Linked DNA regions of Homo sapiens: region 2 is linked to region 1. A link is a loop called in an ENCODE intact Hi-C map of the cell type or tissue named here. Cell type or tissue: Caco-2. All regions are shown on one strand.

The links. Hi-C counts contacts between places; a loop is a spot of excess contacts. Peaks named below come from ENCODE experiments on the same cell type or tissue, not always from the same donor. Only the 100,000 strongest peaks of a DNase experiment are listed, where the experiment ranks them.
Region 2: it touches region 1 in a loop (3-fold over the local background); 2 of 110 quality-filtered maps call a loop at or near these places.

What each region holds. Positions count from the first base shown.
Region 1 is chr10:86,302,235-86,310,234 of GRCh38, reverse strand. All of the region lies in intron 2 of GRID1 (glutamate ionotropic receptor delta type subunit 1), which reads left to right. Among named protein-coding and RNA genes, the nearest start is that of MIR346, 41 kb to the right of the region's middle. In Caco-2, no CTCF peak of the experiment used is centred here; a DNase peak (open chromatin) is centred at 3,394.
Region 2 is chr10:86,199,883-86,207,882 of GRCh38, reverse strand. It overlaps GRID1 (glutamate ionotropic receptor delta type subunit 1), which reads left to right. Exons shown (of 16, transcript NM_017551.3): 3 at 1,235-1,519. Among named protein-coding and RNA genes, the nearest start is that of MIR346, 61 kb to the left of the region's middle. RefSeq lists enhancers at 896-1,419, 1,420-1,944. In Caco-2, no CTCF peak of the experiment used is centred here; a DNase peak (open chromatin) is centred at 4,192.

The DNA.
Region 1 (8,000 bases):
CTATGGGCCTGGTTAGAAGAATCTGGGCTTGGGGATGGGGCCAGGAAGGTATGAGGGCTGCCTCAAAATTTCTCAGGGTCAGGTCAGAGCCAGCAGGAGAGCCAGGTGAGGGTGAGGGCACTGCCCTGGGCACAGGATTCTGGCTCAGCAAACAGCAGAAGTGATTCAAGCAGTGCAGGTGGTGGAGCTGAGGCTGCTGACCCTAGCAGGTGGCCTCAGGCCAGCCGGCTTGGACATAAAGGGGTGGTAGTGGGCTTGAAGCTGTGAGTTCTGGAAAGGTGGTGAGGGAGAGATGGAGAAGAGCCAGCTGTGTCCTGGCTGGAGGAAACACAGTTCAGAGGCTGAAATCATTGAGGCACTGGCATCCTCTCTTAGGATGTCTCTCCCAGCAGTGAGGCTTTGTAGGAGGAGGGACTTCAGTACAACCTTTGTGTGCTAATTGGACAAATATACTTCAGAAGGAAGGACATTGAAGGCTATTGATCCCATTCTACTTATTGGACGTTCCTTAGATGGTTCTTTGACGGCAGTGACCATGGAGGTCAGAGGCCACACTGCTAGCAATTCAAGTCCCCCATAAAGATCACTGGGAGAACAAAAGCTGCCATCTCTAGTTCAGAGTTCCTCCCACGCGGTGCTGCCAGGACAGGATGCTGCCAGGTAGAACAGAGAAGGCCATGTGGACTTCTCCGATTCTTTACTGTGTTGAAACAATGCCTGCGGGAGCCACAACAGCTGTGTACTGTGCCCAGGACACATGAGCATGCAGGCATGATCCCTTTTATGTATGACCGCTTTCTTGGCCCACCATTTAACTCCCTGCAAACTATGCCAGTACTTCTTCCAGGGTAGTTCTGACAAGACCCAACACTGCTCAGTTACTTTATCTACTATGGTTTTGTTAATTATTGTATCATTAGTATAAGGAGGGGGGCCCTTAATGGATGACCGAGGATGCTGTCTGTAGGCTCTTGTCTCATCTGGACCCCATTTTTCACTTTGTCAAACTCCAGCTGTGTCTTTGGGACTCACCTTACTCTGTTGTCTTAAGAAAATTAATGCTCTGAAGCTTCCTAGCCCCTTATCTCTATTGTGACTTTATAAACCCTAAGTACTAAGACAAGTTTTCCTAAATTCACTAGTTTACTCTATTGTCTTCCTACTGACATAGAGTATAGGCTATATCCAAACATAAATTACTAGATAAATATATTTTTAGAAACCATCTGCTATGGTTTGAGTGTCCTCTCCAAAACGCATGTTGAAATTTAATTTCCATTATGATGGTGTTAAGAAGTGAGACCATTAAAAGGCGAGTAGGTCGTGAGGGCTCTGCTCTCATGAATGGATTAATGTCATTGAGGGAGTGGGTTCATTATTGAGAGTGAGTTGTTACCGAAGTGAGGTAGGCCCTCTCGTGCTCTCTCGTGCTCTCCTGCCCTTGTGCCTTCCGCCTTCTGCTATGAGATGATGTGGCAAGAAAGCCCTCAGCAGATGTGGGCCCCTCAACCTTGGACTTCCCAGCCTCCAGAAGTGTAAGGAATAAATCTCTGTTTTTTTAATAAATTACCCAGTCTCGAGCATTCCGTTACAGCAACATGAGATGGATTAAGAGATCCTCTAACCAAGTGTATTTAACATACTTCCCATTGGACCTAATACATTTCCTTCTGCAGCATAGTAGATTTCTCTTTTGAACAATACCACCCCATGGGAGAGTCTGTGGCTTGTGAACAGTGACCCACAGTCACTCTGAGGCTGGGTGTTTGGTGTTTGTATTTCACCAGTTCCTTTGGGCATAGACTTCCTTGCCTCTCCAATCTGTCAGGATGTACAGAAGCAATGACCTGTTTCAACCAAATATCCACAGATTCTGGAAGTGGCTCTGGGGCTGGGACCAGGGGCTAGGGCCTCATCCCAATGTCTGGTGGGCCCTAGTTCAGGTCTGGAGGTAGACGGACCCAGCTGGCCACTCAGAGGTGGGCTCAGTTTGCACATCCATGAGGATAAAGAGGAACTGCTTCTGGAGGTGGGGCAGGCTGGAAAGTGAGTGTCTAGGGTGGCACAGTCAAGATGGGCAGGATGGCAGGGAGTGAGAGCAGAATTCTGGACTGCAGAATTCACACTGAGGTGGAAGCCAGGAGTGGGGATGAAGAATGGTGGTCCTTGGGGGAGGGGATGTAGGGGGCTGTTGTTCAATGGGTATAAACCTACAGTTGTATGAGATGAGTAAGTTCCGGGGATCCCCTGCACAGCATGGTGCCTGTAGTTAAAAACAGGAGATTGTATATGTAGAAATTTGTTCAGAGCGTAGATCTCATGTTTAGTGCACAAACATATGCACAAAAACATCAACAAAAACAAAGGAACAAAGGACATTTTGTTTTTACTTGATTTTCCTCCAGCTTTATTAGATATAATGGACAATAAAAATATTTAAGGTGTACAACATGGTGTTTTGATATGCATTGTAAAGTGATCACCAGAATCAGGCTAATGAACATATCATCACCTCATATAGTTAACATTTTTCTTTTTTGTGGTGAGGAAACTTAAGAAATTCTCTCTTAGTAAATTTGAAGTATACAGTACATTATTATTAACTATAATCTTCGTGCTGTGCATTAGATCTTTAGAACTTATTCATCTTGCAACTAAGTTTGTACCTTTTGGCCAAAATCTCCCCATTCCCCCCCACAGCAGCTCCTGGCAACCACCTTTCTATGCTCTGCTTTTTTGAGTTCTACTTCTTTAGATTTCCACATATAAGTGAGATTGTGCAGTATTTGTCTTTATATGTCTGGCTTATAACAAAGCATAACGTTCTCTAGGTTCACCCATGTTATTGCAAATGGCAGGATTTAATTCTTTTTTAAGGCTGAATTCCATTGTGTATGTATACCACATTTTCTTTATCCATTCGCTCATTGATGGCCACTTAGGCTGTTTGCATACCTTGGCTATTGTGGATTATGCTGCAATGGACATGGGAGTGCAATATTTCTTTGAGATACAGATTTCAATTCCTTTGGGTACATGTCCAGAAGTGAGATTGCTGAATTATACGGTAGTTCTATTTTTAGTTTTTTATAGAACTGCCAATACCCAATACTGTTTTCCATAATGGCTATTACCAACTTATATTCTTACCAACAGTGTGCAAAGCTTCCATTTTCTCCACATCTTCACCAATACTTGTCATCATCTGGGGACACAAGGTAATTTTTGGAGGTAATGGATATGTTTATTACTTGTACTGTGGTGAGGGCGACACAACTGTTTACACATGTCCAAACTAACCAAACTATAGATATTGATTATGTGCAGTGTTAGGTATACCAACTGTATCGCAACAAAGGTGGATCAGTACCTCGGACAGCGCCAGGAAGACACAGTTATCCTAAGCTCTGGTAAGGCAGAACTGTCTGGCTCTCTGGAACTTTTAGCTGTTAGGGTACCTTAGGACTCTTTAATGTCAACATGGTCCTCAGGGACTTTGGATCTCTGTTTCTGGAGGACACCTTTGTTTTCTAGCCTGGGTGCTGGACCTCCTTCTTCCCCCTCTCTCTTTTTCCCTTCCTCCTTTCTTCACTGCTCCGACTGCTGGCCTCTGGAAGCCAGATCATGGCAATCACAGGAGGGAGAGATTGGAGGGAACTGAGCCCAGTATAGGAGGCCTTCATCTTGAAGTCCCTTTGGTTTCTGAGCCCAGGTTACCACAGGTTTCTACTTGGAAATTTCTAGATAGTTTCCCCTGTCTGTCCCTGGGATTTGGAAGTCTCCTTGAATCAGATAAGGGAGTGCCAAATGTGACTAGGAGCTATTTTAAATCACTGGGAGGAAGCTATTGGGGAATGTTACCTGAACAAAGAGCTTTCTCCACTGGTTTTGGCTCAAGAGAGCCCTGTATAAGCCACCAGAGCCCATGAATACTCAGTCCTTGTGAGAGCCAGAGCTGTAGCAGGGGACCAACTGGGGCCTGGGGCTCCAGCATGAGGGGCTCCCAAGCTAGGTCCCTAAGCTCAGAGGAGGACTCTTTCTTTTAAGATCTGGAGAAGAGGCTAGTACCCACTTGTTTGCCCAAAGCCTTGACTAAAGGGTTTTGATGGAACGATCCCTGAAGGCTTTTCCTCCTCTCTGCATCCACAGGTCAGGTGGAGTCATCTTTTCCATGGCTGAGAGACAGCAGGAAAAAGTGTTTCTAAATGTAGTCAGGGTAGATGTTGGGGCACTGATCACCCCCAAGTTATGGTGGGCGGAATTGGGCTGGAACATAGGAATGTGCATTTGTAAATGTCTTGTATCAAGGTCTTCAGAAAGAGAAGGCTTGTGTCTTAACTCCTTAAGCCTCAAGTTCCTCAACTATAAAATGGAGACAATGTTATAGAATTTTTGTGAAGATTGTAGACAAAGTATAGAAAGTGCTCAATGGGAGGCTCAGCCCCTCCTTTCTCCCCAGAGGGCCAGAGGCATTGTGTGATCCTCCTCTCTGAAATCCCAGGGGAGCCATCTGTTCTGGCCCCAGGGGAAGACCTTATTGGAATCCCCAGTTCCTGTTGTTCCTGAGAGATAATGCTGCCACTCCTCCTATTATGGTGGTGGTGGGGGGCAAACCGAGAAATGTCTGCATGCAGAGGCCCTCACTCCTCCCCACTGGCTGCTGCCTCCACAGCCTTTGGGGCCTCAGATGTGATGTTAGACATTCTAGTGCTTCCCAGGCATGAGGGACCAAGGAGAAGGCAGTGAGGTCTGAGAATCACATGGTTATGCAGTAACAACTCTTTCTTTTGGGTTTTACACAATCCTAAAGCCAAGATCAATGCCCAGCCATGTCACTTCCCATCAGTTTAAGAGAAATAGAGATAGGCTTATGGGACACATCTCAGAGCAGGCACAGGCCCTGCCTCTCAGCACCTGTCGTGTGCTCCTGACCAATGATGGGAAGTTGAGGGAGGGCTTCCCCCAAGAGATGGAATTAGCTTACATGAGTGTAGGCTCTGGCAAAGTGCGAAATCTGCAGAGCAGGCTGGAGACCTGGGGAGAGTTGATGTTGCAGTCTTGAGTCTGAAGACAGTCTAGGGCAGAATTCTTTCTTCCTCAGGGGACATCAGTTTTTTTTTTTTTTTCCTTAAGCCCTTCAGCTGATAAGACCTACCCACACTATAGAAGGTAATCTGCTTTACTCAGAATCTACTGATTAAATGTTAATCACATCTGAAAAATACCTTCATAGCAACCTCTAGACTCATGTTTGACGAAATAACTGGCCCCCATAGCCTAGAAAAATTGGCCCATGAAATTAACCACCGCAGACAGGGACAACGCCACCCAGATGCTTTAAAGTACTGCTCTAACCCAGATGTAGACCAAGAGGCTCAGGGCTGAGAACACCCACACCTTGACCATGGAAAGCGTGTGGCTTTGAAGTTTGCCAGCCTGAGTTCTAACCCCTGCTTCTCTGACAAAGACAAGTTTCCTTGTCCCTCTTGAAGCCTTCATTTTTCCATCTGTAAAATGGAGATCGTAGCTCATATCTTACAGGAGTGTTGGAGATCGACAGAGATGATGGATATGGCAGGACTGAGCACAGTGCCAGGCCATGAGTCATACCTTACCAGTGTGTTAGCTTCCTCCCAGTTTCTCTTTCTGCCTTTGGGGGCCTCTGTCAGCAGCCCTGAAATCTGCCATGCCTTCTGTGCTCAGGATAGTGGACAGAGGCATAGTTCTGTGGGGCTTAGCAGGTGCCTACTGGGTCCTGCTCAGAGGTCCAGGAGCAGAAGTGTTCTTCTGTGGAACCCCAGCAGCAGAGCCAGGGGTGAGCAAGGGTCAGGATTCACAGGGAGCTGAGTGAGGCAGCTGAGGGTGGGACATGTGGAGCATGTGTCCAGGGGCAGGAAGAGGAGGAGTCCCCTCTGCCAGATGTCTTTCTCAACATAAGTATGTTGGGGCTCCTGCCTTCTCTTTGTCCTGGTGCATCTTAAACACACAGCTTCTGGGCTTCCCAGGAGACATCACACAGTGAGCCGAGGGGCAGAATGCATTTTGAAGCAGGCTATTGAGGAGGCAGGACAGGTAGGAGGTGCAGAGAAGTGCAATGGAGTGAGCTGGGGTAGGCCCTTGGGCCCCTCTTGATGCCTCCTCTGAGTGGGGTAAGAGCAGAGAGAGTCACTACCAGGGTTGGGGGCTTCACAGCCTGCAAGAGTCTCCAGCTGGAGGGGAGGAAATGATGGAGATAGGAAAAACCATGGCAACGAGAAGTAATGACCAATGACCTGAGACTAAAAAGGGAAAACTGGTGTGTCTTTAAAAGGTCAGAGGCAGTGAGGTCAATTAAGCCTGGAGATAACATGTGGAGGCAGATCTTAGAGGGTGTGCCCAGAAAAGCCCCAGGAGAGACAGGAACGGCTCAGGACGAGCCCTGCTGGCGTCTCCTGCTGACATCTGAGTGCCCAGAAGAGATTCAGGTGAGGCTTCTCAAATAGCTCCCTGTGCAACTGGGTGAGCTGCTGGTGGATTGGAGAGAGCCCAGGGCTGTCAGTGAAATCCTGTCCACAACCCTTAATAACTGTGTGATGTGGGGCAACGCGATGTCCATTAGGTGGCTCAGTTTCCTCATCTGTAAAAGGGAGCTAATGAGACCACCTCATGGAATGGCAGGAAGATCAATGAGGAAAATAAATATCTGCAGCTGTCATGCCTCTTAGATAGTGAGTGCTCGAGAGAGGCATGCTCTCCCCTTGCCTGCTTCTTCCCTGTGCCCCTCCTTCCTGCTGAGCACAGTCTCTGTCATGTGGGGAGAGAACCTGTGCTGACATCCTCCTGGGCAGTGCTCCACTCTTTGTTCAGAAAAACTCTAATGAAGTAAGAGGTTCTTTCCTTATATTTCTAATTTTTTTAAAAATATTTTTGTACATACAGAGAAGTATAGACTAGTGTAATGGACATAGCCATTTACATCTGGATTTAAACATTGTTAACATTTGTCATATATCTGCTTCATCTATTTTTTGTTGTTGAAATATTTCAAAGTAAATTACAGACATCATGGCATTTTACTTCTAAACACTTAAGTATGCATCCCTAAAAATTGGAGGACATTTTCCTACATTTCATGCCTAGCAGAATAATTCTAATTTCTTAATATAGTCTAACACAATCCATATTCAAATTTCCCTAATTGCCCCCAAAATATCTCTTATACCTGATTGGTTCCAGCTGGGATTCAATCCAGGACAACACATGTGATTCATTATTTCACATAAATCTCTTCCTATTTAGACGAGTGTTTGTCAGACTTCTGTGTGTGCACACAGATCACCTGGAGATCTTGCTAAAATGCAGATTCTGCTTCTAGGTCCAGGGAGGGCCTGAGATTCTGCATTTCTAACAAGCTCTCAATTGGCGCTGCTGCTGGTGGTTCAAGAAATACACCTTGAGTAACTAAGGTCTAGAACAACCCCCTTTCTTTCCTATGACATTGACTTGTATAGCATGGGCCAGTTGTCCTGTAGAATGTTTCAGCTACTGAATCTAGCCAATTGCTTCCTTAGGGTGACATTTAACCTGTTCCTCTGTCCCCTGTATTGCCTGCAAGCTGGAAGTTGGGTCTGGAGGTGAGTGTGATCCAGGGAAGGCATTTGTGGTAAGCATACAGGATTGGGGGTGCTGTGTGTTTCAAATATCATCATATCAAGAAGCACATCCACAAACCTTTCACTGCGATTCATGGTTGAGCATCCTTGGCCATGTGAGGTTGTAGGCAGAGGCTCTGTGGATGTGAGCATAGACCTTGTGGGGAGGTGGGGAGAGGATTCATTGGTTGCATCAAATTCCCAAGGAGGTGTTAGAAGTTTTCATTCACAAAAAGTACCCCAGAGTGCTTCTCAAACCTCCGAGGCTCATCAGTGCTGCCCCTGGTTCCCCTTTCTTTTCCTCTGCTGGGCGAGGACTACTGCCTCTTGCTGCAGATGTGTCTCCCAAGAAGGCATGGTGGCCCCTGT
Region 2 (8,000 bases), 100 kb after region 1:
CGAGACGGGCGGATCACGAGGTCAGGAGATCGAGACCATCCTGGCTAACACGGTGAAACTCCGTCTCTACTAAAAATACAAAAATTAGCCGGGCATGGTGGCGCGTGCCTGTAGTCCCAGCTACAGGGGAGGCTGAGGCAGGAGAATGGCGTGAACCCGGGAGGCGGAGCTTGCAGTGAGTCGAGATCGCGCCACTGCACTCCAGCCTGGGCGACAGAGCGAAACTCCGTCTCAAAAAAAAAAAAAAAAAAAAAGAAACTGCATCTGCTTCTCCACATCCTTGCCATCGCATAAACCATTAGTAAGAGATGTTTGCTTCAAAACTGGTGCAGTGGGTTGCAGCGTTGGGAGGTGCATCTTTCTATTAATTGGTTGATGTCCCAAAAAAGTGTACGCACGTGGCTACAAGGGGCGCCTCTTGCAGTTACAGGAGAACTTGTAAAGATGAGCCCCTGAGCGTGTCAGCCCTAGAAGCGGCTGCTGGAGCGTCCGCTGTGTTCCTCCTCCACACCCGTGGTAACTGCCTGAGTGGCGGGAACGTCTTTCTTTGTTATTGTCAAGTGGCTTTTGAATAATCCTTCTGGAACAACTGCTTCATCTGGGGTTTGGCCCAGTATTTTTGTGATATGGATCACTTGGATTTGGCCAGAAGACCTAGGGTTTCTTTTCTTTTTTATTTTTTTCCTACATCTTGGGTCCTCTTGGGTAAGTACCTCTCTGACTTTCAGAAGCCATTTAGTCCCTTCAGTCCCAATCAGTTCAGTTCAGTCAACAGTTGTAGAACACACAGTATATTCTCTGCCTGTGGCTAGGCATGAGGATGCACAGATCAACACAATGACGTTTTGGCTCTTAAAGGGCTTATAGTCCTAGGTGGGAAACAGGATGGCTAATTTTACAGCTCAGTGGGGGTGAATCAGGCAGATTTGGGATGGATCTGTGCTCTACCATCCTTCCCTGACTAGCCTAGGGCAAATGGTTTTGCCCGTTTTGACTTCTATTTTCTCATGTTAAATGGGTACAAGAATGTATAGCTGGCATTTTCACCAAGGATGTCAGTGAGGCTGTGCTTATGAGAGCCACTGGCCTGCCCAGGATGGTTCTTGGTCCTGGAGGGAGGCAGCCTCTCTTGGGAGTCCTGGGCATGAGCTGCCAGGCATGGGGCCTGCAGGTTGAAGCTGGTGCAGCATCGCCCTGATGCTGACCCCTTCCTCTCTCTCTTCTCTCTTTCTAGCCTGTGACCTCATGACCCAGGGGATTTTGGCCTTGGTCACGTCCACTGGCTGTGCATCTGCCAATGCCCTGCAGTCCCTCACGGATGCCATGCACATCCCACACCTCTTTGTCCAGCGCAACCCGGGAGGGTCGCCACGCACCGCATGCCACCTGAACCCCAGCCCCGATGGTGAGGCCTACACACTGGCTTCGAGACCACCCGTCCGCCTCAATGATGTCATGCTCAGGCTGGTGACGGAGCTGCGCTGGCAGAAGTTCGTCATGTTCTACGACAGCGAGTATGGTGAGTTGTCCGGCAGGCGAGCTGGGGCTGCTTGGGGACAGGGATGGCCAGATGCTGGGAGACCTGAGAGTGGGTGGGGCCCTGGACCGGTCAGGGGTGGTCTGTGCTGAGTGGGCCTCCAGGTGATAGGGTCAAACCTCGAGCTTCATGAGTCAGGAAGAGCTGCAACAACAGCTCCATAGATAGGTATAAAGTTGCCTAGCAACAACACCTTATCATGACGGCTGAAGTTTGAATCATCTTAGAGGTTTCAATAAAATATTAATAAACTGCTGGCAGGGATCCAAAGGGCTGTATGCTGGCACAGATGGAGGCTGGAAAGCATGGTTCCTCCTGGAGGTCTCCTCTCCAAAGAGTGCCCTTCACACTGGACGATTGCCTGGCCTTCCTGGCTCCTTGCCTCCATCCATCGCAATCTGCCTTCAGTTTCAGGGTTCCAGGCTGGGGCAAAGGTCAGGGGACGGAATGCCCTGAGTGTCATGGAGCCAGGCTGGGGTTGGGGGTTGGGAACACTGGGTAGGGCTGGGCATGGCTTCTTTGAAGACCTCTCATATGAAAAAAAATCATAATTTGCTTGTTAGGAAACCACAAAAATGGGCTTTGGAGAAATGGCTTCAGGTTTTCTTATGACTGCTCTGTAAAAACAGACTAGTCTTAATCCTGAGATAGAATGGTTTCCATGTTTAGTGTTTAAACAATTTTTTTGAAAATTATGTGATAATTTAGATTTACATGCAATTATAAGGAGCAACCTAGGGAGATCCAGCGTGCCCTTCACCCAGGTTCCCCCACAGTAACATCCTGCATAGCTGTAGTACAATATTGCAACCAGGATTTGATACAGCCTGTAGGCCTTGTTCATATTTCAGTAGTGCACGTGTTCTTGCAGGTGTGGATTTACTGCTATGCATTTTAAAAATCACATGTGTAGATTCCTATGACCACCAGTCAGGATACAGAGCAGTTCCTTCACAAGGATCCCTGTGCTACCTCTTTATAGCCACAGCCACCTCCATAACATGTTAGAGGGTGTGGGAGACTGATGAGGGTTGGCAGCCCCACGGCTGGTGCCAGGATGGAATGGGTGGACCTTCAAAAGTCCCATTTTGTCTCTGGGTGATATAATTTCTTTGCCAAGAATGTAACTAAGAAAAGAAATCAGCATATGTTTGCATTTGCCTAAATACTCTTCTTCTCTAAGACTGGAATGTTGTCCTCAGCTCTTGAGCAAATATGCTGTTTGGAGTCTTCCAGGAAGAATTGAAAGAGCAAACAGTCACTGTGCTGAAATAAAGATGAGGTGGATGGGGACAAGGGCAGGACCTGAACTGGACTCAGTCCAGGACCTGGCCTCTCCCTCCCACCCTCCCACTCCTGCTCAGTCCCTGGCCCTTGGTGAGGAGTTGGAGATTTTGTAACAGCCCCGAGCTGCCTGCAGGGATCTCTTAGGGGCCAGGCCTTCCCCGAGAACCCTTGGGGCTGGTGGCTCAACCCCAAAGTCCAGCCTGCTCTGAGGCTGAACCCTGTGGAGAGGCATGGACACTGCCAGGGATGGGGGTGCTGTGGTCCAGTGTGCCCAGGCCCTTCCCATCTCACTTTCTCTGGGCACCATTGCTCTGTTTCCAATCTGGCCTGCAGACACAGTTTTCCCCTAGAGCCTGGGAGGCGACCTTGATGGGAGCCTCAGCCGCTGGGAGGGCAGGTGATCAGCTCTCTAGCCTGCCCACCCGCCTGGGCTCCTGTGACTCCTGCAGACTGAACAAGGCCTGGTGGCACTTGCCCAAGTCCTGTTTTCTTATTACCCTCCTTACCCTCACTCTTCTCAAGATGCAGGTCCTCAAAGAAAGGTGTCCCTGAGCCCCACCTGTCCTACAGAGCTGGCAGCTTGGTTACACGCTCTCGCAGACATGCTCGTCCTGCCCTCAGCCTGCTCTTGGCTTGTCCTGACTCTCATGAGGGCTAGTCCTCCATGAGTGCTGGACTGCCTGGTGATGCAGTGAAGTCCGGGAGAGTGGCTGTGTGCTTCCCACCACCATGGCCCTGCAGCCTGCATGGTGCCTGGCATAGAGTAGCCCCTCGACACATTCATGGATGGGGACATGGAGTTTTCAAGCCATTTTCACACAAAACAAAGGAGGAATGGGGAGAAGGACAAGGGTACTGGATGGTCTGACCTCTGACTATGAGGTAGCAGGGAAGGGGTGTAGGCTAGGAAACAGGTTGTATTCTACAGTCACACTCCCCCACCCCTCTTCTTTCCTCCACCCAGAATCTCCAATGTGATCAAAAGCTGTGTTCCTCTTTTCTGACATGGACACCTTTGCTACCTTTGGTGGGGTTGAAGTTAGTTTCCAACCAGACTGCTCCTTATCAGTAATTCCATAAAGTCGCCAAGTGACCAGTAGCTTTCATCTGGAGGACCACTGCAGCTGGTTGGTTGAGGCTGCTTGGGAGCTGTGCTGGGAAGGATTCTGAGGCCGTGTGTGGGCTCAGCAGCAGAAAACACCATGATCAGTCTGTGAGGCTTCCATGGTGCAAGAGAGGGATTGGCAGAGACCTGTCATGTTTGCTGGTTCAGACCTGGAGGGTGGAGGTGAGCGGAGAACCCCAGAGCTGGGGTTCTCAGTCAGAAGACAGCGTCAGAGTGGTGTGCTCATGGCGCTGTCCAGGGTGCTAGCCCTTCTGGCTCTCGGCTTGCTGGAGGCCAGAGAACTCTTTTATTGGATTCTGTGCAGGACCTCCTGCCTTTGCCTGCCCTGGTCATCGGCCTCCTGATATGACAAGCATTGAGGCTTGGTTTCTGCCTCTACACATTTTCTGTAAAATTTTAACCCGGTGCCCAGTGCTCGTCCTGGCTTTCCCCTCATGCCCAGCCCAGCTGCTGCCCATTTCCAACATGCTTGTGTCAAGTGAGCCAAGGCAGCTCAGCCTATCTGCTGTTTGATGCAGCACATCCAGCCCTCGGAGTGCAAGTGTGGCTGCTCCCTCGGCATGGCTGGCTGTGGCCTGTCCCAGTGTCACTCCTAGGTGGATACACATTGCTAATACAGCCAAGACAAACGGTGCCTCTGGAACACCTCAGGGCCCCTCCTCCCACTGACTCACTGTAGCACTAGCTGCAGATGAGCACAATTCAAAAGCAAATTAAGTGTAAAGACTATTCTGTTCTTTCCAAAGTCAAACAGAAGTGGTTTGGAAATATAGCAACTTTTTTTCAATGCTGATCTGCAAGTACCTTTATGTATTTTACTTCATTCTAGCCACCCAACATCCCTCTGAGGTCAGATTATTGCTACATTTTACAGATGAGGAAAATGAGGCTCAGAAAGGTTCTTCCTGACTTTAGTACCCATGCATTTAGCCAAGGCATCATCCTATTTCTGTAATTTGGACTTACTAGGCTCTAGCTTCCTGCTCCTGTCCCCAGCCAGTCAGAGTTGATGCCAAGAAAGAGGGAGGTAGTTTGGAAGGACATGGCATGCTCTAGGCTGATGCAGTCACTTTAGTGAGCATCATACATAGGCTCCCTCCTTTGTGGGGCAAGGCCTGATTCTTCCTCATTTGCCCATCAGCCTCCCTTTAAACCCTGGAATGTCCTGCCCCAGGTAGAGCCTGAGGACTGGGCATTTGAGCCAGGAGTTAGAAATCAGAGCAGGAAAAGCCATGGGCTCCAAGACAGAATTTGGCAGAAGGGTGAGAGAGGAGTTGGTATGTATATGGTTTACAAGATGTGCTATTTGGTAAAATTCCACTGAAAATACTTGTATGCTTGTTATGACAGTGAAAGGAAAAATAAAAGAGAAGACGACATTTGAGAGAGAAAATTTGCAACATTAAAATACCAAAAGTTTGGATCGAAAAGAATGGAGAACTTTCTGACTTGCCACTTCAAATGCTGGGATATTCATGTGTGTATGCATTGGCAGGGGCCGAGGTGGGAGGGGGGTGCTAGTAGCTGTATCCACAATTTCCCTCTAGTGAATAAATTTGGATGAAGGTTGTAATTATGATGAGCTCTTAGATATCATTGACTCCTTCATTCAAAAAATATTCACGGAATCCCTACCGCATGCCAGGTATTTTGCTAGGCACTCATTTTCAGTGAAGACACAGATGGGTGGAGTAACTTGGCTAATGTTGCATGGGCTGGCATTGGAAGTTAGGCCCCAGGGGCCCAGGGGCATCTCCAGGGCACGGCAGTCCTTTCTTGGTCTCTGGGCTAGCTCGCAGACCTGGGATGGGTTGGGAGCTGGGATTCCACAGAAACAAAACATCAGGGCTCTGTTTGAGTGGCCACTGTCTATTTGTGCTAGTTTAAAAATTATTTTTTAATTGAAAGCTACACATGGTTACGATGTATATGTTTAATTAAAAGATTAATAACCTGAAGACTCATGAACCCACAATCAGTTTGAAAAATATCAAGGAGCCCTTGTGTGCTTCACCTGACCATGTCTCCCCTACAGAGGGACTTAAACACTCTCCCGATTGTGTGCTAACAAGACCCTCGCTTTCCTTGATAGTTTTTTTTTCTTTTTATGTGTCTGAAGTTTTGCCAAGTTGTATCTAAGCATGGAAATTTTAAATTTATGCCTCATATATTTAAAACACTGTACATGTATTTCACTGTTTTAGAGGATCCCAAGCCAGTGTCTTTTTTTTTTTTTTAACTTTTATTTTAGGCTTAGTGGTACAAGTGCAAGTTTGTTACATAGGTAAACTCATGTCATGGGAGTTTGTTGTATACATTATTTCATCACCAAGACAGTAAGCCTAGTACCCATTCGTTGTTTTTCTTGATCCTCTCTCTCCTCCTACCCTCCACTCTCCACCCTCCCATAGGCCCCAGTGTGTGTTGTTGCCCTCTGTGTGTCCATGGGTTCTCATCATTTAGTTCCCACTTATAAGTGAGAACATGCTATATTTGGTTTTCTGTTCCTGTGTTAGTTGGCTCAGGATAGTGGCTTGCAGCTCCATTCCTTGATAGTTTTATCATACAAGTATGGGACCCATGGTTGGTTTGCGACTCATATATGTGGAATAACACTTCTGCATGCTTCTGAGATTGTTTTTTAATTTTCACTCAGCATTAGGTTTTTGAGATTGATCCGTTTGATGCAGGTGGATGTATTAATCATTTTTATTGCTGCACTGTGTGCCCTGATTTATTTATCTACTTTATTGTCTGTGGGCATTTGTGTTGTTTCCAGGATTTTGTTATTACCAAAAATACTGATAGGAACATTCTCATATTTGTCTTTTGGTGTTTGTGTGCAAGAGCTTTTCAGGGTCTATTCTGAGGAGCAGAATTGCTGGACTCTTGGGTCAGTGCACATTTCACTTTATTAGGTTAGACCAAACTGTTTTCCAAAGCATTCCTACCTATTCACACTACCATGTGCAATATATGAGATTTCCCCAAGTCCCCTAACCTCACCAACACTTGTCTTCTTGTTACTTTTAGGTTTCTAGTGTAAAATGTAATTTTATTTTGATTTTAATGTACATTTTCTTGATGATAGATGAGGTTGGGTATCTTTTCACATCTTTATGGGCTATTTTTATTTTCTTTTTTGTGAAACACCTGTTTGTAGTTGATTTTTTTGCCTGTTTTTAAAATCGAGCCTTTTCTTTTTAAGTGTGGCAATATCTTCTTTAAGTTAATTGTTTGTCTTAGTGAACAGAAATTCTTTATTGTATTGTTGTCAAATGTAGTCATCTTTTTTTATGGCTAGCTCTTTTGCTTGTCTTGTTTAAGAAGTCCTTTCCTACCTGAATGTCAGAAAGAAATTTTCCTGCTGAAACCTCCCTCTCTATATGGAGGGCAGATATTGTCCACCTGGCTAGGTGTCCACAGCTATGGCCTGGCCAGGCTGTGCCTGCCCTCCCCTGCCCCTCTGCGAGCCTAGCAAGCCTACCTCTCTCAGCATCTGTGGGCTGATATTCCTTCCACCCTGACACTGCTCCACTTTGCCATGCCTTTGGGCCAGTCTTTTCCTTGGTGGCAACTGAAGAAAGCTCATGCAAATTCAGTGCAGCCTATGGCAAGGTGGTTAGGAAGAGCTTCCTGGAGGAGGTGACATTTAAGCAGGTGCTTAAATAAGAGTAGTTTTTACTTTTTATTAGGCAAGCAAAGGGCACTGGGGGCTGGAGGTGACATTTAAACAGGTGCTTAAATAGGAGTAGTTTTTATTTTTTGTTAGGCAAGCAAAGGGCACTGAGGGCTGTAGGAAGAGTGTTCTAAGCAGAGGGAAGAACTTGCTTCCCTCTTTCCAGAGGAAAGGTCTGGGGGCAATGGAGAGGAGGAAAGATCATATGGCTGGAATATGGGAATTGGCTAGGGATAAGACTGGAGAGACAGTCGGAGGAGGCCTTAGATGCTCAGGATCCCCAGAAATCTCTGGGAGCCATATCTTGCTACCTCGGGTGGCACTCTTGGGTCCTGTTCTTTATACCCCATCCAGAGATTTGAAGACAGACA